Regions from separate parts of the Mus musculus genome. Here regions 2, 3 and 4 are each linked to region 1. The links are chromatin loops, found by intact Hi-C in ENCODE. Cell type or tissue: left cerebral cortex. All regions are shown on one strand. Each heading gives the region's core, and the rest is flanking DNA. Links, peaks and the distances in the headings are about the cores only.

The links. Peaks named below come from ENCODE experiments on the same cell type or tissue, not always from the same donor. Only the 100,000 strongest peaks of a DNase experiment are listed, where the experiment ranks them.
Region 2: it touches region 1 in a loop (5-fold over the local background); 10 of 42 quality-filtered maps call a loop at or near these places.
Region 3: a loop joins it to region 1, with 5 times the contacts of the local background. A loop is called at or near these places in 15 of 42 quality-filtered maps.
Region 4: a loop joins it to region 1, with 14 times the contacts of the local background. A loop is called at or near these places in 10 of 42 quality-filtered maps.

What each region holds. Positions count from the first base shown.
Region 1 is chr14:28,502,908-28,510,517 of GRCm38, forward strand. It overlaps Wnt5a (wingless-type MMTV integration site family, member 5A), which reads left to right and starts at 2,566. Exons shown (of 5, transcript NM_009524.4): 1 at 2,566-3,207. The coding sequence starts at 3,202. In left cerebral cortex, for the core only: CTCF peaks have their summits at 4,800 (motif pointing left) and 7,606; DNase peaks (open chromatin) are centred at 2,936, 3,594, 4,040, 4,790 and 2 more places; H3K4me3 peaks cover 3,244 bases.
Region 2 is chr14:28,008,012-28,015,621 of GRCm38, forward strand. It overlaps Erc2 (ELKS/RAB6-interacting/CAST family member 2), which reads left to right. Exons shown (of 20, transcript NM_001347497.1): 9 at 3,625-3,762. Among named protein-coding and RNA genes, the nearest start is that of Gm34996, 140 kb to the left of the region's middle. In left cerebral cortex, for the core only: no CTCF peak of the experiment used is centred there; a DNase peak (open chromatin) is centred at 3,029.
Region 3 is chr14:29,086,208-29,093,817 of GRCm38, forward strand. The region is part of intron 17 of Cacna2d3 (calcium channel, voltage-dependent, alpha2/delta subunit 3); the gene reads right to left. Among named protein-coding and RNA genes, the nearest start is that of Lrtm1, 72 kb to the left of the region's middle. In left cerebral cortex, for the core only: a CTCF peak has its summit at 4,078 (motif pointing left); a DNase peak (open chromatin) is centred at 4,071.
Region 4 is chr14:27,999,413-28,007,022 of GRCm38, forward strand. All of the region lies in intron 8 of Erc2 (ELKS/RAB6-interacting/CAST family member 2), which reads left to right. Among named protein-coding and RNA genes, the nearest start is that of Gm34996, 130 kb to the left of the region's middle. In left cerebral cortex, for the core only: a CTCF peak has its summit at 4,805; DNase peaks (open chromatin) are centred at 1,772 and 4,783.

The DNA of each region.
Region 1 (7,610 bases), core at 2,611-7,610:
CAGCCACTGGTGAGTTGTATCCTGGAGATGTGCTAGCCCAGGGCAGAGCTGGGATGCCTGCCTGGGGACACCTGGGCTGGGGGTGGAGGGCAATGGGAATTTCTTTGCAGCTGCAGCTACAGAGCTGAATAGCTGGAAAGGAAGCAAAGAGAGGAGAGAGAGCCTGGAAGCTATTCTCCTGATTTAAAAACAAAACAAAACAAAACAAACAAAAACAACAACAACAAAAACAAAAAACAAAACAAAACAAAAAACCCACCTCACTTTTCCCCCTCAAGTGCGCAGATCTAAAGCTACATGAAAAATTGTGAAATGCCTGAGATTGATAAGGGATGTAAGCCTAGAGAGGACTGGAGGGAAAGTGGCCCAAGGTTTTGAGTACCTCTGGCTTTCCTAGAGACTACAAGCATCCTTAGCAAAGGAAGTCCAGTGGGGATGGCCTGAATCCATCCATCTGTCCCAGTTTACACTTCCAGCAAAAACACCAGGGGTGCAGTGATGGGAGGCTGTCAGTCAGTGGGGACACATGTGGCTGGGTCAGTGGAGGAACAGTCACATCCATGGAGCTGAACTTGTGGCTTATGCATGCTCTAGGGCGCGCTGCTGGGCATGGGGTAAGGCACAGGGTAGCAAACACAAACTGTCAAAGGCAAGCCAGTGGATGAAGACAACTGACTCTGGTGAGTGAGTGGAGTGTGTGTGTGTGTGTGTGTTTAATATGTGTGTGGTATGTGTGTGTGTGGTATGGTACATGTGTGGTGTTGTGTGTGTGTAGTGTGTATGTGGTATGTGTACATGTATGTGTGTAGGGTGTATGTGGTATGTAGGGGGTGGGGAGTGGCAGTGTGTGTTTGTAGTGTGTGTAGTGGTGTGTGTGTGTGTGTCTGTGTGTGTCTGTGTGTGTGTTTACCTTCTACCCTTGAACGTTGGAAGATGGGAAAGATGGAGAAAAGAATTGCACTAACCCATGAGACATTGTTTGAGCATGCCACCTGTGGCATACCGGAGGATAGGGTGGTGCTTATCCATCCACTCTATCCAATCGAAGTCCTAACAATTTCAGCTATCTAGAGGTGTCTAGAAGTTCTGGAGTCTGGATCCCCGGTTCACCTAAACTTCACAGTCTTCTCACCCTGAGAGCCACCACCTAGATCCATATCGGCAGCATGACCTCTACTCTTGCCTGGCCACGTTGGGGTGAGGAACAGTCCTGTCTAGCAAACCTCTGACACCAGGGACTTTGCAAGATGCACGAGCCCACTCTACCCTCCAAGCCCGGGCTTTAAGCCCAGGGCGCAAGGAGACATCCCAACCCAACCAGGATCCATGTCAGTGAGGTCCTTTCTGTAGAGGTGCCAGTAAATGCAGTTGGGGACAGTTGAGCCAAGGGGTCCGGATCGGAAAGTTGAGGTTCAGACCCCCAAACGGGTCGACGGCTTTGGAAGAAGCTGAGCCGATCAGGAGGCAGGCAGGCAACAGCAGTGAAATGAACCTCGTTATACAGATGCCTGGGGGATGGGGAGCCTTGAGGAGGGGGCCCAAGGGGGAGCGTACCCCGCCTCCAGGCACCCTGTCCCGTAGTACAGCTTTAAAATCCTGAGAAGTTTGTCATAGGACAGCCTCATCACGCATGCGCATAGGCAAAGTTGACTTTTTTTTTCTCTCCCCCCCCCACCCCCCTTTGCCTCTCCAGCCGTGTTTGGTTCTGCAACTTTAAAAATATTTTTTTTTCGCTGAGAACACCAAGGGAAAGAGGAGTCTGGAGAGAGGGAGGGCGAAAGTGAGGGAGCTGGTCAGGAGGGCCGGGGGTGGGGGGCACGCGGTCCCCTCGCTGGGCCAGTCAGTCTGTGGGGCACCGCATCGCTTGGAAAGTTGCTGCAGGCTCCGAGGCACCGCCTCCGCCGTCCGGAGTCCGGATTGTGCGGCCGCTGCATTGCCATCTCCTTCCGCGGCCTCCGCCGGGCCCCACGACCGCCCCTCGGACCCCGGCCGCGACCGAGGAGGTGGGCAGCCTCGGCCGCCATGGACCTCTGGAGTTGAGTCGCCACCGCGGAGCTCTGCGCCCTCCGTCCTCTCGCTCTGTTCTCTCTGGAAAGGCGGGGGGGTGGAAAGAAGAAGGTTAACCCGAAGAAAGGAAGAAAGAAAGAAGGGGACCAGAAGGGGGAAGCCAACGTTCCCCCACAGGCTAGCTGTCCATCAACCGCTCAAGCCACCAAGCGGCAGAAAGTTCAGGGCTGCCTTGAACCCATTTTCTTTGCGCCTGGTTTTTGCCAGACTCTAAAATGAAAGGACAAAATTTGGCGCTGACTCTTGCAGCTCTGATGGCGACTTGTGCGATTTCAGCGGCATCTCCCGGAGAAAAAACCATGCGTGCCTGATTGTTCTGTGGTCCCATAGCCGCCGCCGCTGCTGCTGCTCTGTGTGTGTGTGTGTGTGTCTGTGTGTGTGTGTGAGCGCGTGTCTCTGTGTCTGCGTGTGTGTGCGTTTGTGTGTGTGTATGTGTGTGTGTTTGGGTGTGTGTCTGTGTGTACACAGAGGTTCACTAGCTAACTCAGCTGCAGGAGCAGTCCCTGGAAGCAGACGTTTCGGCCACAGACCCAGAGAGGAGGAGCTGACAATCAGGAGGCGTGAGCCGCCTGGAGTCTGCAGAATTCGTGGTGTGAATGAACTGGGGGCATCTTGGGCACAGGGATTGCCCCCCCTCCTTCCCCGCCTCGGGCCACAGTTGAGTAGTGGGGCATTTTTTTTCACCTTCTTGTGAAGAATTTTTTTTATTATTTGTTGTAAAGTCTTTTGCACAATCACGCCCACATTTGGGGTTGGAAAGCCCTAATTACCGCCGTCGCTGATGGACGTTAGAGAGGGAGCGCCTCGCCGCGGAACAGTCGCCTGCGCGCCCTCGTCGGACCCGCGGCTCCTGCACTGTGTCCCCGCTCGGCCCTGCGCTTGCTGCTCGCCCGCGCGCGCCGGCGCCCTCTCGGTTCCTGGGCACATTTCCACGCTATACCAACTCCTCTGCCCGAGTCCGGGCGCCAGTGCTCGCTTCCGCTCCGGGTCGCTGCGCCCACCCGACGCGCCCAGGAGGACTCCGCAGCCCTGCTTTGGATTGTCCCCCAAGGCTTAACCCCGACGCTTCGCTTGAATTCCTCGGCCGCCTTCGCTCGGGTGGCGACTTCCTCTCCGTGCCCCCTCCCCCTCGCCATGAAGGTAAGTGTTCTGTGCGCACGGACGCTCCCTACTTTTTCCCCCCCTTTTCAAAGTTAACTGAACTCTTTCAATCTATCCCTATCCTCTCCATTTCTCTAACTGCCTGGAGAAAGCTAAACTCCAATATCGCCGGCAGGGACTCCTATCTTTTCGTCCCTTACCCTGGGGACACTGCCTCTGCGTCCTTGGAGACTTTTTGCACCGGCTATTCTTCAAACCTTTTCAACTATGGAGAAGAGCGAGGGCAGGAAAGACAGTTCGGGTCACAGGCGGCGCGCCTTTTTACCTCGAGAACTGGAGTGTAGTTTTACTACGTGTATTTCAGTGACTGGATAATGATTCGATTCATCAAGTATATATCAAACGCTCATTTCACCGGCACGCGGAGATTGTGTGGCTGAAGCTCTGAGGCCGGATGAGGACTGTGTTAGGAGAAACGGCTGCGAGACTAAGGAAACTAGGGGCCACCTACCCTAGAGCAACGCACACCCCACCCCCAACCTCCGATCAGGGCCCAGTTCCCGGCTCTCCAGGTCGAGTAACCCGAGCGTTCCCGGCCCCTGTGCCTTTAAGAGTGCCTGGCGGGGGGCCAGAGCGCACCCCGCGCGGGGAGCAGGGTCGCGTTATTAGCTTTATTAGCGGCCTCTGGGTGAGCTCAGGTCCTTTACTGCAGCATTGGGGGCGGGGAGTAGTGGTCCTAGTGGCTTTAATCCTGCCCCCTGAGCGGAGTCAACCTAGTGCTTTGGAGACTCTAGGGCCTCTGCGTTTCGAGATCGGGCGGGGGTTAGTTTGTGAACTCGTGTTTGTTTTAATTGTCAGTTGTATGTTAAAGCCGAGTCACACACTCTGAGGGTCACCGAGAGTTCACTTTTACAAAAAAGTTAACGTTTCGTCTTGAAATATAACTAGCAATTTTCCAAACAACTTTTCCTTCGGTTATCCTCCACGCCTCGATAACAATTTCCATTTATACTTCATACCTCTCATTTCCAGCTTTCTAGTAGGGAGTAAGGTGAAGATCGGTACGAAGCTGTTTCCTAAAAGCAAACAACGTTCTTTCTTCAAAGAAAGGGTTTTAAACCCCGGTGCTTCTAAGGCCCTGTTTTACCCTCTATGCCCTGTCCGAGCCACAGCTCCGTGGTCTCACTTTAAATGAACAATTCGCTCCTGGGAAATAACTTGGGTCGGGTGATGAGGTCGTACCTCCTCAGCATCTGCTGTCTTGACGATATTAGCACACCTAGCCAGATTTAATTTCAAGACATTTTCCATCAGGCGAGGCTTTGCGGGGGGGGGGGGGATTTGGAGGAGACAATGTTGTAAGTACCCAGCAATTGAGGAATGGCGGAAAGTAGGGTATGAGAGGACGCGTTGGGACCCTTGCTTTGCTTTGGGGACTTGGGGAGCTGGAGATCAGTTTTTGACAAGCTGGCTTTAGTCTTGGCGGTTCGGCCCTAGATCCTCCAAAGGAGGTCCAGCCCAAGACCCTGGTCTTCCCTTCCAAAGCGCTCCTGTGCACAAGGGGCGCGCTACGTGCCGGCAAAACTCTTGAGCTTTAACGCGGCCTTTCTAACCGGCCGCGCGGTGCCGGCTGCCCCCTGTTGGCCATCTGGAAATAAGGCCTCTCTGAGTCCCAGTCCTTCAACTTTGCACCCCTGGAGACAACTCAGCCCCACTCTTCCCACCAAGACCCTTCTAAGGTCTCCGCCAGGGGACAATCTGTGTTACCCCGAGCTTCAAATAGAAAAGAGCCATAGGTGTAACCCAGCAATGAGGCCTTGGGCAATTTGGACTAAGGATTTCGACCCTTCTGGTCACTGGTGAGGGAGTGTCACAGTACAAGGCCTCGGGTGTGGCCCTGGTTGTCTCACCAATTCTTTCTGTGGTCCTGGATGCTTGTTGTGTTTCCCTCTCTCAGCCTCTGCTTCTTCATCCATTAAACACAGAAACAAAAACAGTGATTTTGTTTTCATTTATGAACTTCGTCTGTAAAAAAAAAAATCCCCTGTAAAGATTGGGAGTGAACCGATCTTTGATTTCTCACTCTCTCTTGGGGCTACACAACTGTTTTAGACAAATGACTCTGTGCTCAGTTACTCGAGGTAATTGTGTGTGGGTCCTTGAGAACCCTGGGGGAACATCGCTGAAGCTTAGGAAAAGAGCCGAAGTTTATCTCCTGGACTATTACTGTTCTCCGATCTCCTGGCAATTCTGGGTCACTCGGGAATTTTTCAGGTTCCTTACCCTGACTGCAGCTCCAGACAACCTCTGGCTTATCTCACTGGCTATTTCTGCCTGCTGCATGTGCTCTGACCACGTGTATTCATGAAGTGGGACAGGTACAGCTCAGCTGGGCCCAGGCCCTAAAGATGGGGAGCAACGCTTCTTTTGTCTACTCCCCCTTAAGCAGACATTGGTCATTTCTTCATTGTCTTCTCTCTGCCATTCTTGAAGCCGGAGAACCAAGTTTGTTCCAGCGACAGAGTTCTTCTCCCTCAAGTTTCTCCATCGGTCTTCTTGGTTCAGAGAAAGAGCAGACTGGAGAACACTGTTCAATTTCCATCTCTTCAAGAACAGAGATCTGGGAGTTTCCCATCTTCCTTTTCGCCACTGGGAGCCTGGGTCACTCTCTTCCGCCTAGTTGGCATCTCTCATCATTTCCACTCTCAGACGTGGGCCCTAAATGTAGAATCTAGCAGAAGGAAATGACCCAACTGGGAAGTAGGGCCACTGCCCCCTACTTCCCGCCCCTGACCCTGGAAAAAGACTCTGTGCCTAGCCGCTCTAGTTGGGAGCTGAGCACTTTTATGTGTGTCCTGTAGCTATGTAGACCGAGGAAATAGTCTTTTCCACCAACTTCCCTCTCTTTCGTGTTGGCACCTTAGATCAGCGCTGCAGCCTGCACCTCTCACCTAGTCCACCCTGAAAGCTTTGAGGTTTCCTTTATGGGGAAGCAGCAGCATCGAGATTCAGCGTCTTTGGCTTCAAGACTCGCAAACGCTTTTCCTTCGCTTCACCCACCCCTGCGCTGCACCTCTTAAAAGCCCGCACCCTCCACTGTACGCCGGGGAACGACAGATGCTCCGGCTTCTCAGCCTGCTTTCCCAACCCTATTGGAAAACATTTGGCTCGTTCTCTGGATAATTTTGACCAGAACTTTTAAAAAAAATCTATATAACTCTGTTGCGGGAGTCTCCCGAAAGTTCTCCTTCCACACCGTCTTCTTCGCTTCGATTTCTCCTAAACTCACCGGGTCGGATGTTTTACACTCTAGAGTGGAAGTGTTCCTTAGTGAGTTCGCTGTGAGTTCCTTGAATCGCTCAGATTTGTGGGGCTGCAACAGACTGGAGAGGAAAGAAAACCGAGGTTTCCAGGCAAGTGAAGAGGGTCCAAGGCAGATGCTGCTCTCGGGACTCTCCGGCCGATCTCCTTGGGACACCCCTAAGCTGTAACCGAGGAGACCTGAGTCCAGTAAACCCGGTGCCTCCGCTCGCTGTTAGCCAGGGTTCTGGGAACTGGTGGATTTGCCCCGGGGGCGTCGGCCGGGATAGGGTTCGGTTTGTGTGGTTTCGGCTCTAACAAAGAGATTCCCTGTAATCCGCCGAATCTGTTATCAATTTCTCCACCACCCGCGCCCCGCCCCGCGCGCCCCGCCCGCTGTGAAGCTCCAAAAGTTAGTGAGACCCGCCGCGATTTGAGAGCTGGAGCCCTTCGCAGCGTGTGTGTATCTGTGCATACGAGTGTGTAAGTGTGCACGAGGGTGTGTATAGATGTGGTGTGAATGTGTGTGTGTGTGTGTGTGTGTGTGTGTGAGTGTGTGTGTGTGTGCGCGCGCGCTTTTAGCTTCCACTAGGGACTCTAAACCTTTGCAGCCTGGGCCGCGCAAAGAAAGACCCTGAAGCCCACCCCTCCCCTGGAGGAAACTTGACACTTCAGGCGGGGGTAGGGAAGGAGACTGAACCTTCTTTCTCTTAGACTGGGGAAACTCCACATTTCCATTCTCTCCAGGATGCGTCCCCAGCTTTGCTGTGCTTTGGGGACGGCCGAGCCGAGACTCGGAGCACTGGTTAGCTGGCACTGGGAAGCACTTAAACTCCTCTACCAGGAGCCCGGAGGTGTGCAAGCCCAAGGGGTGGCTCGAAAAGGAAAGCTACCGCCTGCTCCAAGGCCCCTTAGCATTTCTACTGCCTACAGGGTCCCCTTCATCCCTTTTGCGGAGCTGGTCTCGGCAGGGCCTTCGCCTGGAAGAGGTTCACCTTTCTTGCCTTTCCAAAAGAAGGGGCTCCCTCGGGGGCTTTGGGCATCACAGAGTTACACTTATCAGAGACGTAAAGGGGAACGTTGGAAACCTGCTCCTCGTACCCACACTCTTCTCTCTCCGCCGCCGCCTGCAGGTGGAAAAA
Region 2 (7,610 bases), core at 589-5,588, 500 kb before region 1:
TTGGTGCATAGACCTATCTCTGTGAGTTCTCTATGTTCCAAGGTGAATCGAATCTTTGTAGAAGATGAGGTTTCTTAAAAATGATCTCTGAAATTGCCAATCCTAACCTTAGTTTCCAGTTTGCTCAGTACCCAGTTCCTGCTACTAGAACCTTGTGGAGAGCCGCACTTTCAAGAACTAGATCCCAATCTTTTTTTTTTTTTTTTTTTTTTTTTTTTTTTTTTTTTTTGGTAAGTGTCATAACAGTTTGAAAACAAGAGAAAGGTATGTAATAATTTTCTAGCAGATTAAAATTTTTACATATGTCAGCTTCCTAAAATTTAATTTTCAGAAAGAATTTATTTAGAGGAAGGTAAAAGGAACATTTCTTCACGTAATAAGCCCTTTTAAGAAATAAAACTTACTTCAAACCTCATTTTAATATCATTGTTATATTTTGTAGTTGGGTTGACAGTATCTTTATTTTGTGCATTATCTTCAAGAAAAAACTAGAAGATACAGAAAAACATGGGAGAAAATAAAATTTACTTTACTGTTTAAAAATTCTTAGTGATATACATGTACTTTATACACATATATGAATATAGTATGTTATATATACACACATATAGCATATGCATACATTACTCTGTGGAAGAACTTCATTTTTACCCAGTCAATGTTGCATTATTTTATATTATGCCTTTTCCTTTTCAGATTCTAAAATTTCCATTTAATTTGCAATTGGGTGAAATTGGGATTTTAAGTACCTTCATGTCAATGTCATCGCATATAACTTGATGTGACTTGTCTATTCTGTGTTACTCTACAAAATACCAAGGGTGGCTCCTTCTGTACAACAGGGAAAATAGTTTTAGTTCTGGATGCTTAACAGCACTGCAGCAGTAGCAGCAGCAGCTTCTTGTGGCAGCCTAATGGCTGCAGCGCAACATGGCAAGTGGCATTATAATGGGTGCTTTGACCCTGTGTCCCTGTGTCGTCACATAGTGTCAGGTGACTGGAAAAGGAACAGGCTTGCTTTCTGATAGCAAACCACTCTTGGTAGAATGAATTGAGTCCAATGAGTTGAATTCCACCCAATGAAAATAGACACAATCTACTCATGAGGATAGAGCCTTCACGATGTCCCCACCTCTAAACTTCCGCACACTGAGAACCCAGCTTCCAGAAGGGCCTTTTGGGAGACAGACTGCACCCCAACTGTTGCACATGGACAATTTATTTTGGCTAGCCATTTATAGTGTTTGTTCAGTATTATTTGTACATTTGGTATTTTATATTATTTTACTGCATTTATTTGTGTGTTAGTATATGTGTGTGGGCATGCCTGTGTCACAGCACATGTGTGGAGGTAAGTGGAAAATTTGCAGGAGTTAATTCTCTTCTTCTAACATGTGGGCCCTGAGCTTTGAACTCAGGTTGTCAGATTTGATGACGTATGCTTTTACGCCCTGATCAATCTCGTCATTATCAATCTCAACACACACACACATACATACATGCATGCATACATACATACATACATGCATATCACATACATACATACATACATACATACACACACATACATACATACATATACACACACACATACATGCATACATACATACATACATACATATCACCTCATCTCACTAGCTAGGTTTTAAGGATTTCCTCTTATCTCTACTTATATATGAGTGCTTGTGCATTTATCTCTGCAAGTGTAGACCAGAAGAGGACATTTGATCCTCTGGAGCTGGGATTACAGGTGGTTTTGAGCCACCTAACCTGGGTTCTGAGAACTGAACTGGGACCCCCTACGAGAGCAGCAAGTTCTTTGAACCACTGTACCCTACCCTCAGCCTGCCCCAGTACCACCACGGGTCATATTTCTTTTTTTTTTTTTAAAGCCCTACTTGGTTTGAAATTTTAAGGAGGATATTGTCGAAATTTCCAAAGCAAAATCCAGAAGTTCTGTTCTCCTGCCTGCCTCCAAGACCATGTCTTCCTGTGATTTCTACTTCCTGGAACTATTTAGAGAATTATTCTTTGTTTGTTTGTTTGTTGTTTTAATTTTTATAAAAGTTGTACAAGAAATTCTTCTTCAATCTGTTCTGTGTGTTGTAGCCTCTTAAGTCTCCTTTTATAAAAAATGTGTACATGGAGGCAATGGCGTCCTGTGGAGGTCAAAGACAGTACTAAGTATCTATCTTTGCCGTCCACCTTGAGACCGGCCTCTGTTGTTGGCCACTGTGTACCTCAGGCTATCTGAACCAGAAGTGTCTGGCTTCTCTTGCCTCTGCCTCCCCTCTTGCTATAGGTGCATGGGGAGTACAGGAATGTGCCACATCCTGGGAAAGTCCATCAGCCCAGTCCGGGTCCCGTCACCTCAGGTGTAGATACTTCCTTCCTTTCTCTTTAGAACTACATTATGTCTTGCTTTAGAACAATGTTCACTCTGTGGCACAGGGCTGATCTGGAGTTCACTGTATGGTCTGGGCTATCCTCAACCTCTGAGAGCCTTCCTGCTCCAAGCCTTCTAACTCTCAGAATCATAGCACGAGTCACCATACCTGGATTCTTTAGAACTGCTTGGAAGATGCTATAGTGGTACCTTATTTGCCATCTCTCCATTTTCATGACTACTGCCGACATTATTTCCGTGGCCATTCCAGATTCCAACAGAAGGAGTCAAGTAATCTCCCAAGTGGCTCGAGCAGCCCAATGTGAAGCGTGCATTTGGAATGAGTCCCTGAGAAAGCTGGGTGCAGAATACAAATATTTTGAATGGACTTATCTCAGAGTTGTACTGCTTTATTTCCCTGTCATTTAAAAACCCTTAATATGAATAAATTGTTTGCATAGCGGGCTTAAGAAAACCTTAGATAAGAAATACATGGTTTGAAAGCAGAGAATAAAAACATGAGTGATAGTGGACGCAATGCCTAGGAGAAGGTCCTTGCTGCTGCTGCCAGGCAGACCTTATAATCGGCTGTTTTCTGTGTTTATTTCGGGATGCAGATACTGGATAAAGTGCCTGGTTGGCTGCCAGCATCTGACTTAGTTGCCAAATGGAGTGTTTAGTCCTTGTTGCATATGACTTATATCACAAGTTCTTCCCATTAACAGTCTGCTGTTGATAACCTACTTGGCTTCCATGCAGTCACTTTGAAACAGCCACTTGACAACGTTTGGTATATCACAATGTTTCTTGCTGGATAAAAGGACTGAGTGGATGGCTGTGTGGGCTCTGCCTAGTAAAGAATGGGGATGTACTCAGTGTCTGCCCAGTGAAGGATTTAATCCTGGGGAACATTCTTCGGTCTTACTATGGCAAGGTCTATGGACTTGAGCCTTAAAAGTGTTAGATGGGTAGAAACAGAGAAATAATAGTATTTAAATGACTAGGGGTCTTGCATTTGTATGGAGAGTGTTCTGCTTATAAATAGAAAATGGCAATAAATGGATTAAGAGCTCAGAATTTTTCTTACTTCTCAGTCAGATGTAATCTCAATAATACTGGTTCAATGATGCCCAAATATCAGGGTCTTTAAAAAACAAAATAAAAAAGAGTTGTCTTCACGAATCTTGGCTTTGGTTACATAGAAAATGTGTATTAAACATGTCAATCTTTATTTTTAGATTGAAAACTTGCAAGAACAACTTAGGGATAAGGACAAACAGCTGACCAACCTGAAAGACAGAGTGAAGTCCCTGCAGACAGACTCCAGCAACACGGACACAGCTCTGGCCACACTGGAGGAGGCCTTGTCGGAAAAGGTGAGCTTAATGTCCAAAGCAGGGGCGCAGACCTCCGAGAAACAGCTTGGGGAGGAGTCAGTACAAATACATTCAATTGCACCTGGTTTTCCCTGTCCCCACACTGCCCCTAGTCCCAGCTTCTCCTCAGACTTCCATGTTAGCCAGGGGACTGGGCACACTGCAGACATCTTCTTGAAACTGAAAAACAGCATCACCTTTGGCTGTCTTATAAAACATCCACTAACTTTTCCACTAAATTTTGGATGGTAAAACTCTCACCCTTCTTTTCTGACAAGGCCCTTTTCTGTCCAGGACCTCCTCCTTGTGCTTGTCTCTTCCATACATCTCTGCGCTGTAGCTTTCGTCGGCCCTTTAGATTTCAAATCTGCCTCTGTCATTTTGCGTTTGCTCCTCTTTGCTCGGGGAGTGATTTTTCTATACATAGAATTAATTCTTCTGAGTTGAGAAAGGTTGTGTGAGTTCAATCCTAGGTCCTGTACTCAGTATTTGGGGTGAGACACTTAGCCTCTGAGTTCCCCAGTGTCTTCACCTGGGAAATTGGGGTGATAAAGTCCCCACCCAGTGGATTTTGTCATGCTAAGGAGAGACTGTGTTTAGAACAATCAAAGGGATTATTTTAGTTGTCATTATTTTATCAGTCATTTCCATAGAGACACTGTGCTGGTGTCCCCATTCCACACAACAAACTCCCACAAATCCTCATTGTATCTATAACTCTCTGCGTGTCTGTTTTAATGGAACTAACTGCCCTTTTTTACTGTACTCTAAATGGAGACAAGATAGTGTTTTACTTTGCCATATGCGGGGCTTAGCATAGCACCTTCTGGGCTGCTCAGTAGGAGCTGGATATTGTTGACTTACCTATCCTCTTGTGAATGGATGAAGGTCTAGTTCTCACAATGTTCTCATTCTGATGAGGGAGGAGGAGAAAGAGAAAGTAATGAATTAGTGGCATAGGAGGGTTTTCAGAGGGGTGTTATTTTCTTAAGATGGAGAGAAATCAGAGAGAGGTAGAGTGCTACTGGGGTGTTATGGCCTACAGATGGGCTTTAGGTTAAAGACAGGAAAGGTAAGTTTAAGAAAAACTTGAAGTAGGTGAGCCATGGGTCCTTTTGCGAGGCCCTTAAGTTGCAGGCAGAGTGGATAACACTGTAAGGAGTCTGGGAAGAAGTCGGGTAATAAGGTCTCTCAGGGCCTTATAAGAACTTGCATTTTTTACTATTTTTGGAATAGAAAGTAATTCTAAAGCTTTCATTCTGATGAACACTTAAAGGCTTCACAGGAATAAAAACAAATGAATGAAAGAATGAAAGCCATTAGACAAACAGACCATTCTGAGCTCTGCTGTTAACTATTAAAATGATCTCTAGTTCCTTCCCCCTGGTTGGATTACTCCACCCATCCACTGTGCAGCTCTTACAACTTATGATAGCTACAGGGGAACGTGCACATGGTGTCCTCATTCTCAGCTCTTCCCTGTGCCAGAGCCAGTGCCTGCAGGGGGGCAGGTGAAGTTCTTGAGTGATTGTGAGATAAAGGGCTGGGGAGATAGCTTAGTGGATAAACTGTTGTTCAAGCTTGAGGACCCAAGTCTAGTCTGCATCCATGTAGCACAAATAAAGCTGGACGCTGCAGCGCATGTCTGCAACCCCAGTGCCTCTGAGGCAACAAGGTGGGCAGCAGAGACAGAGGAATCTCCAGGCGCTCACGGGTCTCAAAGGAGAGAGTCTGTCTCAAAGAAGATGGAAGGCAAGCACTGAGACCTAGGGTGGCTATTGCCCTTTGATCTCCATGCTGTGCTGTAGCTCCCCACCACCACCACACACTGGGGTGCGGGAGACAGAGGTGAGGATGGGGGAAATCCCTGCTCTCATGAGACTTCTGAAGGAGAGCTTATGTGGGGTTAGCCTTATAATGAATGTGTCAGCACAGACTTTAGGTCCATTGTTGATATTATTTTCAAATTCAGCTTGAAATGGAGAAAATGTAAAAAAGCTGAAATGTGAAAGTAAAGTTGTGTACACTTGGTTTTTTTTTTTTTTTTTTTCATCTCTGTTCCCATTTTCAGTTATGTGGCACTTTCTATAACATGTCTACAGTGCTTGTTGGGCTATGGAGTTTTCTTTGGGGAATATCATACAATAGCAATAGCATGATTATGTAAAGAATAAATACCGTAGCAAGGCCTGGCAGCCAGCCTAACTCTGTTCTAATTAGGTAACCCCGACAAATGATTATCCCTTCCAGTCTTCTCTGCTGAATGGAAGAACTAGATAGTGTACTCCATCATTTTCCCAGGCCACCATACTTTTAGTTATGACTCGTACTTCAGAATAAGCAGGAGGCACTAGAGCCATAAAAGCTGCTGACATAAAATCTTGAACAGGGCCTAGTGGGCTTCCCCCAACTTATCCAGTCTTTGTGGCAAACAATAAATAAATGGAAGGCAACAGAAAGGGCTACAATTCAAGGTTAGGTAGTCTCCAAGGTCATAGTAAAGTTATGAATTTATAAATTTGAAATTAGTTTATGATTCTAAATTTTATTAAAAATCTATAAGAATATTAATACACTGACATTTCAGGGAAAGATATTCTTTCAACCTAGAAAATTTGTTCTCAGAGTTCATTTTAGTAATTTTTTTTCTAAAAAAAAATGATTCAAAGAAGATTTAAATTATGTGTTCCTGTTGTATATTTTGATGATATGCCAGGCCCTTCCTCTTGATTTCTTTCTTAAAATTCATAGACTTAAACAGATGCCATATACATTCTATGTCATGGATTCTTGATAGGATATTTTTCTGGATTCTATTTAATTTATTTGAGTTTAAATTCAAAGAGGTTCCCAATTGTAAGATACCCTTTTGTTGAGTTCTTCCTTTGAGGCCTAAGGGGGCATCAGAGAAAGAGAGCTGAAGCTAACAGGGTGTGGCCATCTCTCTCTTGCCTTCATTACTTCCCAGTCAGTCCCTAGAACCAGTCCTTTCTCTACAGCCTCAGTCAGCACTGAATCTCCCCAAAGCACCTTGAATGTCCTGGCCTCCCGTTCTTGTCTCTTTTGGAAGCACCTAGACAGGGAATTGCTCAGAGCACAGATTTGTAACTCCGGGTTCATAGCTCCTGAGTTGCACCTTGGACGATGACTTGAGAACTCAGAGAACTAGAAGGTCCAGGTGGGACACAAAAATGAGTCCAATGGTGGAGGGGAATGCAGGGAGGACTGCTGGTGATAGCAGAGAGCTGTAATCTCTGTGACTTGCTCAAAAGTTCAAGATCCAACTCTAAAAATGCAGATGCTGAAGTCCAATAAAATCGTGGAGCGGAGAAGCTTTGGCTTCTAAGCTTGCTCATTTTCAAACTCTGTTTACTATTGATTTGGGGGTCTCCCTGTGATGACACACAAACTAACTCAGAAGACTTTATTTGGAATGGGTTTTCTAAGGATTCCCCAAATAGAATGCTAGTGTGTTTCAGAGGCACAGGAAAGCTCACTGAAGAGGAGCAGATAAAGGAGAATAATAGAATATTTAACTACTTCTTCCTGTTGGTCAGAAACATTTGATTGCATCCAAATAGTCTTATCACCTGGGGAGCTTTTAAAAAGACTGTTTTTCCAGCTACTCTGCTGTGAACCAAGAGACCTGTAATTTTTAAGCAGGTACAGATATTCTAATGTATTGGGAAAACACTAACTTCCCACAGTTTCTTATCCTGTTGCTGTGGTAAAGTGCTTGGACCAAAAAAAAAAAAAAAATGTAAAGGAGAAAAGAATTATTTTAGCTCACAGTTCAAGGTTCAGTCCTTCATTACAAGGAAATCAAGGCAGGAGGAGTTAGAAGCAGC
Region 3 (7,610 bases), core at 1,367-6,366, 580 kb after region 1:
GCCATCTTACTCTCCCCTCAGAGGCAGATAGCTCCTGCTCCCTTTTTCAGGAGAATCAAGATCTTGGAATCTGAAGTTCTGAAAGCTTTAGCGTCTACTGTAGTGTCTCTACACTGGTCTGCTTGCTATTGTCTTCCTAGTTACAACCAGTGAATAAAGAGAGACAGAGACAGAGAGAGAGAGAGAGAGAGAGAGAGAGAGAGAGAGAGAGAAGGTGAGAGAGGAGATGAGAGTCCCATTCTGCCTCACATTGATACTTTACTGTCTTCCTCGTTACAGCCAGTGAATAAGGAGAGAGAGAGAGAGAGAGAGAGAGAGAGAGAGAGAGAGAGAGAGAGGAGGTGAGAGTCCCATTCTGCCTCACGTTGATACTTCACTGTCTTCCTAGCCTGTGGAGATGGCCCTTTAAATTGCATAAAGATGTGCAGCCCATGCAGCAGCGTGATTGATCAAGGAGATGACATCGGCTCTGATAGAAACCAGCACGCAAGTCTTAGCCTGGAAGTGTGGCTGGGGTTTACATTCCTGGCCCAGGCTAGTAGCCAGCAGCTGAGGCTCATTTCCCTCACTAGGGAAAGGAGGTGCAGACAAATCTATAGGAATTTTTAAGAGATCATTATTCAACACATTGCCTGTAATTACATTTTGATGAGCTTTTTATTGCTAATTTATCATCCAAGATGGGGCATTCTAGATATGAAATTAATCTAGTAAAACAGAGGTCAAAGTGTGCTGAGTGTAAAGATGAGTATCGGGGGCTGGGGGCATCGAATTATTTCACCCAAACATAAAGCAGTAGAAATTGCCATCTCTAAACCAGATTTTCTTCTGGTGCCTACTAGTGATTTTTAATGCTGCCTGATAGACTTAAGTGTAAACTTGGATCTCAGATCAAATGAGCAGGAGAAGGAGGATGGAAGGCACAGGTGCTGGGAGCCTGGGCTGGAAAGAAAGAAGTGTGGCCCAGTTGTGTGTCCACGGAAGTGCAAGTGCGGGGGTGGATGTGCCCAGGGTGGCACGGCACTCTAGACTAGATCGGATTGCTTTTAAAGATTTATCAGTGCACTTAAGCAGACCTCAAGACAGGCTCAGTGCAATGGTTTTCCTTCCAGAGCTGCAGAGATATAGCAGGTACTTTGACGGGCATGGCGCCACTGGAAATGGATCTTCCTTTCCCTGGGGGAATTATGGGGACCCAGCATGGAGCCCACACCTGAGAGCTGGGTTCCCTGGGAGATGGTGTCTAGTGTCTGGCTGTGCTCAGAAGCCTGGTGGGATGTTACTTGTCCCTCAGCACACTGGCCTTCTGTGTGCCTAGGACCAGGAGGCTCCAGGTGTAGAGTGTATCCTCATTCGGGTGCAGGCAGCTCCGACGGACACATGCACAGATTGACAGGGAGAAAGGTAGGTGTCTGTAGTGACTGCATCATCAGGAGCTAACAGTGCAAGGAGAGACATGTCCATGAACCAGCTCTGGAAGTCTGTCCTAAGTCCATGGTTAGACCCCAGGTACTTCGGGTATCTCCAGTCCTCAGGGTCTTTGCATATGCATGGCTCAAGCTTGGCATGGCCCAAGCTCCACAGTCTGGATGGAGATTTCTCCTTCCCCTTCCAGATGTCAGCTTACAGTATATAGAGAAACTAAGAACACTATCTCTGAAGACAGAGGTAGGCAGCTTCTCCTCCTTTCCCGTTCTTCTCTCACACACTCAGTGAGTTTGTTGTTGTTGTTGTTATTGTTTGCTTTTTTTTTGTTTTTGCAGAGAATATTCTAAATCTGCTATGCATTTTATTTATCTTCTTATTTATGAGCTTAGTGACAAAATAAATCTTGACCATAAGAGGTCAAGCACAAAATATCAGGGGGATTCTGGTTTCCTGGCTTCTAAAGGAGTGAACAGCTTGATAGGTTTTCAATAAACATACATCTTACAAGGGAAGGACAGAAGGCTTGGGAAGGTGAAGCAGAGAAGGAAGCATCTAGTAGCCAAGTCCCTCTTCCCGGCATCCCATGAGCCCTGTGCAATTCCTAACCTCAGCCAGGCAGCAGCATCAAGGCTGTGGTGAGTTTCTAGGATGCAGACAGGATCTCTGCAGGAGGTTTCCCCAGCTATGTGATCCACAGGTAGACACCAAGTGCTTGCATAGATGCCTGTCAGTACTGCCACCCCTGGAGTCTGTAGTATACAGCTTCCCTGTGCTCAGTCTCCTTTGAGCCCATATCTTCCCTTCATATTTAATTTCATTCCACCTCCTTTGCCACATCAGCAGGCCTTTGTATGTGAGGGTGAATGGAATGGAATTTGATTGGTGTCTTCTTGTTACTTGCACTGACTGGTAGATGTGTTCAAACATCTATCGTGCAGCAGGAACCCATAACCCATGCTCTCAATGAGAAGCCTAGAAAGATGGGCAACACTGCAGTTGGGTTAGAGTAGGTGGGGCTGTGAACTTCCTGAGAGCAGGTATCAAAGCCAGAGTTGACAGTGTGATTTCAAGAACAATAGGTCAGGCTGCTTTGGTATCTGCAAGCAACAGATGCCAATTCTTAAATGTTTACCTAAAGGGGGAACTCGTTGGAAGAAAATGAGGAAATATATTTTCTACTGCTTCCATGATGAAACATAAAGACATAAACAGCAAATGAAGGGAAGAAAAGGGGGTAAATGGTCTTTCTTTTCTTCCTCCTCCCTCCCTCCCTTCCTCTCTTCCTTCTTTCCTTTCTTCTTCCCTCTTCTATTTTCTTTTGCTTTCTTTCCTTTAAGTGTAATACTTTAAGAGAAATATCCTGTCCGGTCCTACTTCTATATGTCTTGTCACCCCAGCAGGGAGTAAGGACAGAGTAAGTAAGCTGGCAGAGGATGGGACACCACAAAGCATCCCTTGTAAATCTGTTGGGTAGGATGACAGAACCTACAGCAGCCATGTGGTTCCCTGAAGCTGAGATGTCAGGAGACCTTGGCTCTCACCGTGCATGAAAGAGGGGTGGGTTGCATCTACAGGGGACTGGAACAAGAAGGCCACAGAGAAAGACAGGGTCTGTGGTTTTAGCTTGGGCACAGCCAGTCTGGCCCCAACTGCATCTACACTAGAACGAGGAACAATCTCTGTGATCCATCAGATCAGCATTGGGGACAAAAGGAAAGCACGGGACAAAGGGAAGGGAAGCACGCACAGCTTCACAACTGGAGGAATGAGATGATGACAAATCAGGTCCATTGTCATGTCTGACTTCTGTGAAGACTACCCTAAATATACCTTCTGGCAGACACGTTTCTTAGTCCAAGGATCAGACTTCTTTCCTCTGTAAATATTTAATTAATTTTTCTTTAAAATGTAACCTTATATAGTAGATCCTCACATTCAGGTGGCCTCTCTGATACATGCTAACAGGCAGGATGCTACTAGAGCTTCATAAGTCAGTTTGGGCAGGGCACTTGTGATTAGAAGGCTTCTGACATCTTGGGTAGTGGTTGCATGGTTGTTGCTGGTTCCGTTTGCTTGCCATTTCTAGCATCCAAGGGTAATATTAAAGCACACTGCATATTCAAAACATGGAATTGACTCCCGTAGTTCATCTACTATCTCAGTATCCAAGTGCCCACCTAGTCCCAGGACCAAGAAGCTGTGGGCCTGAGTGTTAGAAGTTGAAATTGAAACATCATTCAACCTGGTAAAATGCGGGTTCTCCCAGTCCTTTATTCCTTAGGTCAGAAGCTAAGCTGGAGAATTCTCACACAAGTACCCAGGCTAGGCAATCCCCAAAGTACCTAGGCATTTCAGCAAGAAGCAAACCCATACAGATGCAAGACTCTTGTGTCCTCATAGCCAAATAATGTAATTCAAAATTAGGCAGTACTCTGTGGTGGGTTTACAATCTTATTTTTTTTTCCCCTCAGGGAACATAATACTTTGAGCAAATATAATTTCTAGGCATCCATTAATTTTTTTTTCTTAAACTAGACAGATTTAACCAGACCTAAGTATGGTCATTCCTCACTCCTGCTCTGAGAGGCTGTACCCTGGTCAGCCAGACACCATTTGCTTGGGGATCAGCACAGAGTGATTCCCGCGCGCCACCTACTGGGCAGTCTCCTTCAGTTCATCAGCCCCAGGAGAGCGGAGGCCAAGGAGGGTTGAAAAGAGACTGTAGCACTTGATTCAAGGTTTATAACGCTCTGCACTACCACATACTCCCCAATAGACCTTGGCAGCAGACTGTATCCTCCTAAGACTAGAGAGAAGCCATTCCCAAGTTCCCCAGACAGCAGTCTTCATCTGGGGAGCCCTCTCGAATTTCAGGGCAGCCTGTTTCTGTACTTCCATAGGTCTTCTTGGCCATTCATTCTGTTGCTGTTGGAGAGGGCTTTTATGGTGTGATGAGCATTTCCTAAGCAGAAACAGCCTTCTAACTGCCCAAGACTCTTTCACCAGTGCCACGTTTGATGGCAGCAGCATCTGTGGGATGCCAGCAAACTGAAGGTCAGGGGGCAGAGGGATGACCAACCAGGGCAAGGCTTGACAACCCACACATGCACCAACTTAACGAGGAGTGGATGTTTAAAGAAAGCACATGTGGCACCCACATTTCTCATTTGCTGTAGGATCATAGGACCCAGACTCCCATCATCTGCATTCTCTTTGACTCTGTGTGGTAGCAAGGTCCAGCAAAGGGCAACAGAGAAGCTAAACTCATAGACACATCCTAGCAGTAAGTGACCCAAACAAATGGAGACAAGTGCAGGCTAGGGAGCTTGGACGAAGTGCAGGGCTTTTCCAAGGTGGCCACTGGGCTGAGAGCTGGAGGAAGGACTAACCACACACACACACACACACACACACACACACACACACACACACACATGAGATCAGATTTTGGGCAAAACAGCTGGACAGGAAAGAGGTGGGGTTTGCTGTTGTTGTTGTTGTTGTTGTTTGTTTGTTTGTTTTAGGAAGGGGCAAAAGCTGAGAAGAAGCCAAACTCTATAAAGGTCCTGCTTAAACACCACACCACTTAAATCTTAAATGGCACCTGTCCTCATGACCCCTTAGAAGACTTTGAGAAAGTTGCTAGACCAAGGGACGAACTCTAACATTGCCTCCACCTAACTAACTTCTGATTCACCAGCTATTAGAAATATCCTTGAATTAGTATAGCAAACATTCACTCATACCATGAGAGTATCCACTCATTTCTACAGGACAGGACCAAATGACACATTTATTAGCATGTCTGCCTCTTGCTTCATGTAAGTAATAACCTCCGACAGGGGCCCGTCTATAGCCAATGTACAAGAACAAACAGAGCTCAGAAGAATAACTGTATGTGCATCTATAAGACAAGGAACCACATGATGCCATAGGACAGGCTGATCAAGGATGACATAGGGATAGCATGTGAGGATCCAGGTTGCAGAGCACCAGTGGCTGGAGCAGCTGTATTTGCACTGTGGGAGGGTGGAGGGCTATAGAATTATGGGAGATGGTGATGTTATCTGCAGAATTTTGAGAGTTGGCCTGAATTTTCCAGAGGAGCATAAATAACGTTTGCCTCCAAATAGCCTGATTGGATAACGAAAAACCTCAGCTTCTCCCAGTGTAGAGAATGCCTTCTACACACTGGTAACTGCGACACAATTTGGTTTAGGAGGTCCACATAGTTTAGAAGTAAACCCACATGGCTGACACAGTCCATGCTTCCTGGCCAAAGGAGAGTCCATCTGCTCTGGCTTCTTGTGAATTCTAGCCATCCCACTTCCTCCTCAGAGGTCAGACAAGCTCAACCCGAGAGGGGGTGGTAGGCATGTCTGACCACTGTTATTATTATTCATTTTTTCACATGTGTTCTCTAGAAACTTCCAACATGCCCATTCATATCTTTGGCCAGTAGAATCTCTGCAGCTGTCACAGGAGCTGCGGCTCTTGAGAGGTCGACATATTGGTCCTAAGTGAGACATGTTCTAAGTGTCAAATCTCTACCCGATTTCATAGACTACTAGAGAAAGAATGTGCAATGTTGTATTAGTTATTTTTATATCAATTATATGTTAAAGCAGCAATGATTTGAAGACAAGCTAAAATATTATCCATAAACTTAATTTCACTGGTGTCCTTCATTGCTTTTTAAATGTGGCTACTGGAAAACTCTAAACACAGGCGGCTGATCGTGTGGCTCTCAGTGAGTTCTTGCTGGACAGATTCAGACTATAGCTGCATCATGACTGCCCTGAAAGTCAGCCACACCCACTCTCCAGCCACTCTGCTGGTCCACTTCCCGAAGAGCTAAGATAACACAGTGAACACAACCCATCTGAGGGCATCTGTCCCAAGGCTCCTGGTTCAGGCACTTTCTACCAGCATGAGATGGAGAAAGTCACAGCATAGCATCCCTAAGTGCCTTGGCTTTCCGTGGTGGTGCTTTCCCAATCCCCAGAGCACTCCAGGTTATCTATCCACATGCCAAGTTGCCCAGGATAACATCTAGAAATACACCTTGCCCATCCTCCTCCCTCCCAACCTTCCAGAAACCCTGGGCTCTTTTAAGGTGCTCATCACCTAGGCTCATCATTCTATCTGTCACATGAAAGTTATGACCTGTGAAAAGGACCTAGAAAGGTACCCTTCCCATAGGGAGGAGCCAGCACATAGCCAGAAGACATACTAAGGAGATGGACCCAGTGTCCTTAGTTCTTTATCTAATCCCTTTTCATCAAATCTTCCCGTCCCTGAAGCAGAGCACAGCTCAGTGACCTTGCACAGGCCTAGCATGTAGCAGACCTCCAATGACAAGGAAAAGATGATAAATTGCCTAACCTCAGAAGTCTGTATCCCATCTCTTCAACAATGATCCATGTGACTGATCAATATATCCGAAATAGAACCTGAGGCTAGAAGTGTGGTTCGGTTGACAAAGAGCTTGCCTACCATTGGGAAGGCTCTGGGTTTCATCCCAGTACCACATTAACCAGGTATGCTAACATGTACTCAGAGTCCCAGTACAGGGAAGGTGGAAGAGGAAAGATCAGATATTCAAAGCCAGTCTAGTGTCTATGAGAACATACTTTTAAAACAAATGAAAGAGATGCAGAGGGGGAGAGGTAAGAGACAGGATATATAATATAACCCCTCCAGCATCTTCCCCCACCTCCTGGGCCTCCAGACACAGGACAGATGCTTTGGGCTGATTTCAGCATGAGCTTTGTGGAAATGAGTCCCAGATTTTGTGGGCCCAAGGTTCCCTGTGGAATCCTGTCCTTGCCACAGCTGCATCAAGGGGCATGTTTTGCGTTCCCTTGAGGATTTGACCAGGTCCACATTCCAGGCTTCCTTGAGGAGTGTGGAGGGGGAAACTTAAATGTTCTATAATTCAGAGGCAGACAGATCACCAAGACCCTAACCAAGCTAAAGGTCATGTTAAAGACAGCCCACGGCAGGCTGGTTCTCCCTTCATCCATTAAAAGAAAAAGATGTATATTCAGGGCTCAACACTCTAAGAAATATCCTTAGAGAGAAGAAAAACCAAAAGACTACAAAAATGAAATCTAGGAAGCACAGAGAAATCTTTTTATCCTGCCTTTAAGAATGGTGAAGGCAGAGACATGCGTAGGCCT
Region 4 (7,610 bases), core at 1,726-6,725, 500 kb before region 1:
ATCTGGGTCCTTTCAACAAAATCTTGCTAGTGTATGCAATGGTGTCAGCGTTTGGAAGCTGATTATGGGGTGGATCCCTGGATATGGTAGTCTCTAGATGGTCCATCCTTTCGTCTCAGCTCCAAACTTTGTCTCTGTAACTCCTTCCATGGGTGTTTTGTTCCCAATTCTAAGGAGGGGCATAGTGTCCACACTTCAGTCTTCATTCTTCTTGAGTTTCATGTGTTTAGCAAATTGTATCTTATATCTTGGGTATCCTAGGTTTTGGGCTAATATCCACTTCTCAGTGAGTACATATTGTGTGAGTTCCTTTGTGAATGTGCTACCTTCGAGTTTCTTTTCCATTTACACTGAAGCCTCTAGAATTTACCAGATCTGTGCGCTCTCTCTCTCTCTCTCTCTCTCTCTCTCTCTCTCCCTCTCTCTCTCTCTCAAGTGGGAATCTGTTACGTCTTCAATCTTTTTATTTCCAATGTGTTCCAAGCAGAGGTAGGCTGTATATAGAGTAATTATAAGTAACCAGTGACTTCCCATGGAAGGATCCTTTAAGGGAGATGCTCAGACCCCGAGCATCTCAGAATGTGCACATAATCAGTGCAAACACTCCCAAGGTCTGAGCTGCTTTTAGAGAGGACGTGGAGGTAGAGAGACCCATTTCCCCTCTCATGTATTGGCCTGGCCTGGCTCCTCACATGTGTGATGTATGTGTATGTAGGAGCTGAGATGCATATTGACTAAAATTTATGGAATAATGCTTTTGGATCCTTAGACCTTAAAAAAAAATGTACAATGTTCAATTGCTAGAGGCTAGGCAGAATATTGTTTCTTGAGTGTTTTGAAGAAGGTAATCGTTCAGGGAGAAATAGGTTGTCATTATTGTCGTCTTCATTTGCAGTACAAATACTTAGATTCTAATGCTTGAGAAAATCTGCTAGATTAAATCACACACCTAACTCGTTCACCAGGCAGATTGCAACTAAACTTCTCCCTGGACTGTAAATGACTCTGGTCCTGGGCCCAAGCATCCTAGACCCGGCTAACTAACTCATTCTCATACGCCAGCAAACAGGCAGCTACTGCATTATGGGTATTTTAATACTTCAATAGTTGAATGTAAACACACGTATATGCATGTATATTTGCTCATCACAACAGAATGGATGCTTGGGACAGGAGACCTTGCTGGGGTCTCTGGCTATTTCCAGTTGTGTAAACATTTACATGTTGCTGTCTCTTGAAGATGCTGAATTACTGTCTGTGATCCTTCGGTCTACCCATTCCTTCGTTTCAGTGAGGAATATCACACATTGTGTTTTAGAAAGTAATGCAGCCATTGGTAAGGTGCCTGTGCCTTTGTAAACAATCTCTCAGTGAGGATCCTGCCCAGCAACCCTAGTGAAACTCATCTGGTACCCCATGCAAACAGCAAACACCTAAAAAACCAAAGTAAAAAGACAGAGAAGTAGGGGGGAGGCTAAGTGAGAAGTGGAAGGGGAGTGAGTGTCATTACACCACATTCTACTCATTTCAAAATGAAACCCATTCTTATGCATGATCAACATAGAACTACAAACATTCTTAGAATCTCGAGAAGCAGGTTAACCTTAGTCCCATGCCAAATAAATTATTTCTAGTAATTATTTCACATTTATTTTTTTCACATAGGATAGATGTTAAAGATTGTCACAGTTACTGAGTAGGATATGTGTGTGTGTTTGTGTGTGGGTGTGTGTGTGTGGGGGAGAAACTTTATTCAGAACTAAATGTAGGGTAATTCATATGGAAGAAAGAAATTCAACTAAAGTGAAAGGTTTTGGGTGCCCAGGAATCAACTCTCTTCCAGGCCTGTGAAGACCATTCGACACTGGGTTTCTCACAGTTTAAGGCTGGGCCCAGACTTATTAAGAGTAGGTAAAAATCAAATGCACAAACGATAAGAAAATAATACTAAGTTTAAAATGGATTATGCCCAAATATCCAAGGAGAGACATACTACTAATTATGTATACTTTTATGTAAGATGAAAATAAAAAAGTTATTTTACAAGTACTTTCTTCAATTCTTAAATGTCAATGAATAGGGAACTCTTTTAAAGATTGGGTATTATGAAACACACTTCAATCCCTATATCACAAAGCTTGGATGGCAACTTAAATATGAGCTGTATTATGAGACAAATTGGCTTTACAGATTGTATCAGTGGTGAAATTCATACAGACTCATTTGTAGTCACATTGTGCGATTGTTCTTGTTTGTTTATTTTGTTTGTTTTTTTTCTAATTCACCACAAAATATATTCTACAGCCACCAGGACTATTGCCTTGGTGGTTTCTCTTTCTTGCATCTGTTACTGTGTTTTGAAATGGAACATTTGCTGTAGGGACAGAATATTCACTTTAGCATGAAGGATACAAACCAATAATAAAATAAGTTGTCTGCAAATAATGATCTAGGTTCCTTGACAAAGTGTTCTTTTTTTTCCCAGTCAGGTAGCTCTTGTCTTTTCTCTGGGTTTGTATTGGATTTGAGGAGAAAGGGTCAGGATTTTGTCGATTTAGGAAGTAGATGATTCAAGAATCTAGAATTTGACTGAGTCCTAATTCTGTCTGCCCCCATTTACTCTTACAATAATATGGTCCCCCCCCTCTCTCTCCCCCTCTCCCTGTGTGTGTCTATCTGTGTGCACGCGCACGCACAAGCACATACATGCATGCATGTGGGGGCTATTGAATGCTTTCTTAGCAGGGTGGTTTCTGCCATGTGAGTTGTTATACCACTGAGCTTTTGTTAAGGTGCATAGTGTACTTTAAGTTGGAAAACAGTTTCATAAATATTGAGATGCTATCATTTTCATTTACACGCACAAATACTTTTAATTCCACACTAATCCCCCCTCTTACTTTTAAGCTTAAAATGATACATCTTATATTTTTATTCTTCACATGCATTTTAAGTGTTTGGCCCTTAAAGTTATACAATCTCTTTTAAAAAGCAAAAAGCCGTAGACAATCCAAAATCAAAATAGTAAGCAAGAATACAATAATTCTCAAAGCAAAACCAAAGATTCTATTCTACCTCCAAGAATAGAATCAAAACTGGGTAAAGGCATCAACTTGAAGTAATTTAAATGATACAGTTTTATAGCTGTCTTAGCATGACCTTGAGGAAATATTTCCTAAAAGGAATTCTCCCTTAAATAATTCTTTCAGACAAGGTCTTAAAGAGCAAACTCTCTTAAAGTTTTCTCAAGCTGTTTTCTTGGATTCTGCTATATTCCTGCAAATTCCCGAGGACAGAATATTTGGTTTTAACTTAAGATAATGAAAGTAATTTTCCTTTGAGAACTAAGGTTTCTGCCTGAATTGTAAAGCCTGTCTGCAGGTGAGATTTAATTTAATCCTTTGAGTACTTAAGATGCATTCCTGAGACAGTGGCCAAAAATGTGACAAGATTATCATGTTGTTTATTGACAGTGTGGGGGACAAGAAAAGAAGTTTTTATTCAGAGTTTAATGATTTCTTTTAGTGACCTGAATGTCAATTTTTTAGTTACTAAAATGCATGTTATTTAAACAGTCAAAGATTAGCAGGCACACTGCAGTTGTAAAGTTTGTTGCAATTGCATTTTAGTGTAGGGATTAACTAGCAATAAAGCAAAGCATAGGAGGCACACAGTATCTTGTCAACTAAATTTCAAGTTTCAAATAGAGTAGACACAATGCACAAGGGTTAAAAGAATTCACCTGGGGAAATCTGAGGGGAGCTAGTACATCCTGAACAGAGTCTGAATCCTCTATGAATTGTGTGAGATTTTAAAGGGTTTGTTTAACATTTTTTTCTGTATATCCCATTAATTTCTTCTTAATTTTTTTTCTCAGAGTGCTTTGCATATTCTGATAAGCAGAATACTTTCTGGTGTCAGATACTATTAGAATAAACAAGGAACAATATAAAAATGAAAGCTCTGTCTGGGCATAGTTGGAATTTACTCCCAGTTTGTACAATACATTAAAGCTGTGGACTCTCAGATAAAATTAGTGTCATAAAATCTTTTTAGTCATTTCCTGTTAAACTCGTATGCAAATGTACTTTTGCTGCGTACAATGATCTCTTGCATAAACTTTGCCTTTTATTTGAGGGTGGACAAAATATGAAAAAACATTAGTGTTTTACACATTAAATTTAATGGACTATCAGCATTTTATGTGGAGAAAAGTAAAGCTTTTCATAGCCCATTCAGTAAAAATGAGTTTTGTGACATCAGGGCTTCTCCCTGCTGAGGAGGCTTCAAGACCTCCCCTATCCTCGCTGCAGGGCTGTTAGCCATGGCCAGAGTACCAAAGAGCTTATCTGCAGTGTGAGACCTTAAGGGTCTCTCGCCCTGGGAGTACCTCTGGAGGCTGCCCTAGATGCTACCATTTTATCATTGGATTTTTAATGAATGTTCTGTTTTAGAATGATGTAGGGATGTTTTAAATTTACCACTTATTTCATTTTATGTCTAAACAAAAAAAATATACAAAATTCCATACCACTTGAGGACATGCTGTCTTGGTTAACATTTTAAAATTAGTTTTAAGAAGAAGGAAATCATGAATGCTGTGGAATCCAGAGAAGTGCCAAGCGTGGGAAGCAGTTGTCCCCCTTTATTTCCAAATACCTTACTTACCAAGGGGTCAGGCTGTGGATGATAACGTTGGAGACCTTTGAACACTGGTGATGTGCCTTGGGGAGCAGGTTCCTTTGTGGTACCTCTGCATCAACTCTGGTCTGCAGAGCTGCAAATGTGCAGTATCGCAAGTATTCCACAGGGTGTCACGATGTGGTTGTTCTCAAGAAAATTGTCTGGGAGGAAGTAATTTGAGCCAAGTTTAACCCAGTATTTAAATGGTCACTTTTTGGGGGCTTCAGTCAAAGAATATTTACTTTAGACCTACTGTGTGCCAACCCATGATTGAAAATACAAATTTTAGTGGTATGACATAAGTCTTTATTTTGGCATCTTGGCCAGCTGCCCCCCCCCCCCCCCACAGTGAGCTTGTTTGAATATATTTTCCATGGGGCTTCCTTCCTGAGAGTGAATCACAGAGAGAGCATCTTCTGCAAACCTTTCCTTTGTTCCCCAGCTAGACCCTGACTCCCTTCCTTCTACTCTCTGGTGCCAATGGGTCCTTAACTGTGTTGGTGCAGGAAGAGGACTGAGAGCTCTGGTTCTGCAGGTATCTGAACAGCTAAGGTAAGGTGAGGCAGGAGTTACCCCACTCCACCCGCACTCAGGGAGAACATGAACCTCCACTTAGCCAGCTTCTTAGATTTTTTTCAATGATGAGATTGTTGGGAGTAAATGAAATAATCCATTTTAGCGAAAAGCTTTTGGTAGCTTTCAGTTCTAGGACAAGATGGAATTGGTTTCCCAAGTCCTAGTAGCTCTGAGCTATATCAGGAATCATAAAAGACGCTGAAGGCAGGCAGGAAGGAGCTCTGTGGGAACTTCCTGAACAGATCCTAGGGACCCCCTTGGGTTTTCTTCCTGTTCCAGCTACTGTCCCAGAACCCTGCAACAGAAACTCTGCCGACAGGAAGCAACAGAGGGCAGAAAGGAGCAAAGGAGAGAAAGGAGAGGGAAGCTCAGGACATTTAGCGATGATCCAGTCAACCCATAAAATGTCATCAGCAAAACCCAGCAGGCCAGCCTGTCTAGCATCATGTTGTGCCTGCTCTAAGTACTGAGCTCAGGATACCTGGCAGCTTTGCCAGAAGAGCCCTGACTGGGCACCCATCACTAGTGAGCCTCTCTCCCAAAAGTAGAAGTCAGGGACCCTGTCAAGAAGACTAAAAGATAAGCCACGGACTTGGAACAAATCAGTGTAAAGCACACAAGGTATCAAAAGACAGATATACAGAATATATAGAGTCCTTAAAAGTCAATGGTAAAACAAAATCGTCACAAACAATCCATTAAGAAAATGGGTTAAAGGCATGAAGTGATATTTCATTGAGGAGGTACATGTATAAAAACACATTCAAATTACTAGCTATTGGGAAATCAGAGTAAAAGTCCACCTATCAGATTCACTAAAATCACAACTAGTGACAGACAACATTGGTAAGATTGTAGTTTCAACCAGACCATTCTTACATTGAAGAAGTGAAATGCAAATTGGTTCAACTTTAGAGCAGTGGTTCTTAACCTGTGGGTCGAGACCCCCTTGGGGTCACATATCAGATATCCTGGATATCAGATATTTACAGTATAGTCCATAACAGTAGCAAAATTACAGTTATTATAATAGTGTAGCAATGAGATGATTTTATGTTTGGGGGAATCACCATAATGAGAGAAATTAATTTAAAGGGTCTAGCATTAGGAAGGCCAAGAACCATTACTCTAGAGAGTACTTCAGTAGTGTTTTACATAATAAAAACAACTTCCATATCATCTAGAAATCATCCTGGGGTAGCATTTATACCAGGGTAGTGAAAACTTCTTTCAAAGGTAAAAAACACAAACCTCTCTCAAATCTATATGTGAATGTTCATAGTAAAATACCTGTAATAGCCCAAACTGGAAACAACTTCAATGCCTTTAAACAGGTACATGGTTAAAGAAGCTGCCACAGTGACAACGGAGCACTACTCAGAAATAAATAATAATAAATTATTGAACAACCTAACAATTTGGATGAATCTCTAGACAGTTATGCTCAGTGCAAGAAGCCAGTCTGAAGGTTACACACTTTATGAATATGTTTATATTTCATTTTCAGAGTCACACAATTATAGAAATGGAGAAAAAAAATGACTGCTAAGTATTTATCAAGTCAGCATGAATGCTATCATGTGAAATGGTGGGAAAGGGAAAGGAGGAGAGGATTGAGGATAACATCCATGTTTGTATGTCTGCTGGGTCTGCTTGGTTTGGAACAATGAATTTTTCCACAGATATTGTAGATATGAGTTGGTTGTTTGGTCACCAGAGTCTAATTTTCCTACTGACTTATGAAGGGCATCTAACTCCAGAAGGTGAGAACACCCAGTGTTTGTATTCTCAACCTCTCTCGCTGTTAGGCTATTGGCTTAATCTTGTCTTTGTCTTTATTTAACTAAATGCACCTGTCAGGGTTGTTGGAATGTTGGGAGTTCAATGACATGTTTCCATTGTGGTGATCTTAAGGTCACATGGTCATGGGTAGTGATATAATACAATAGTTGGCCCCAAAGCCCAGATACCTGCTGTCTGTTGCTCAGCAATAGCATCTCCCCGAGGCCACTTGTGTCAGAACTTAAGGCATAGAATTCTGGCCTTTCCATGCAATCTTCACCTATCTGGTAATTTTTTTGAATTTATCCATTATTATTGTTGTTGTTCTTGTTGTTATTATTATTACTAATTTGCTTAAATTTATCTGGTTGTCTGTGTAGCTTCAGTTAATAACTTTAAACTAATACCTAAGATATAGATAACAAAATTCCGGAAATATGTCTTAAGAAAAAAAAAAAGAGACTTTTTAGTAATTGAGTTTCAGAGTCTCATAAAATAAAACAGAAAGGCACCTTTGGATAAGCTTTACAAACATAAGCATGCTCTATCATGACCTTACCTGCCACTTT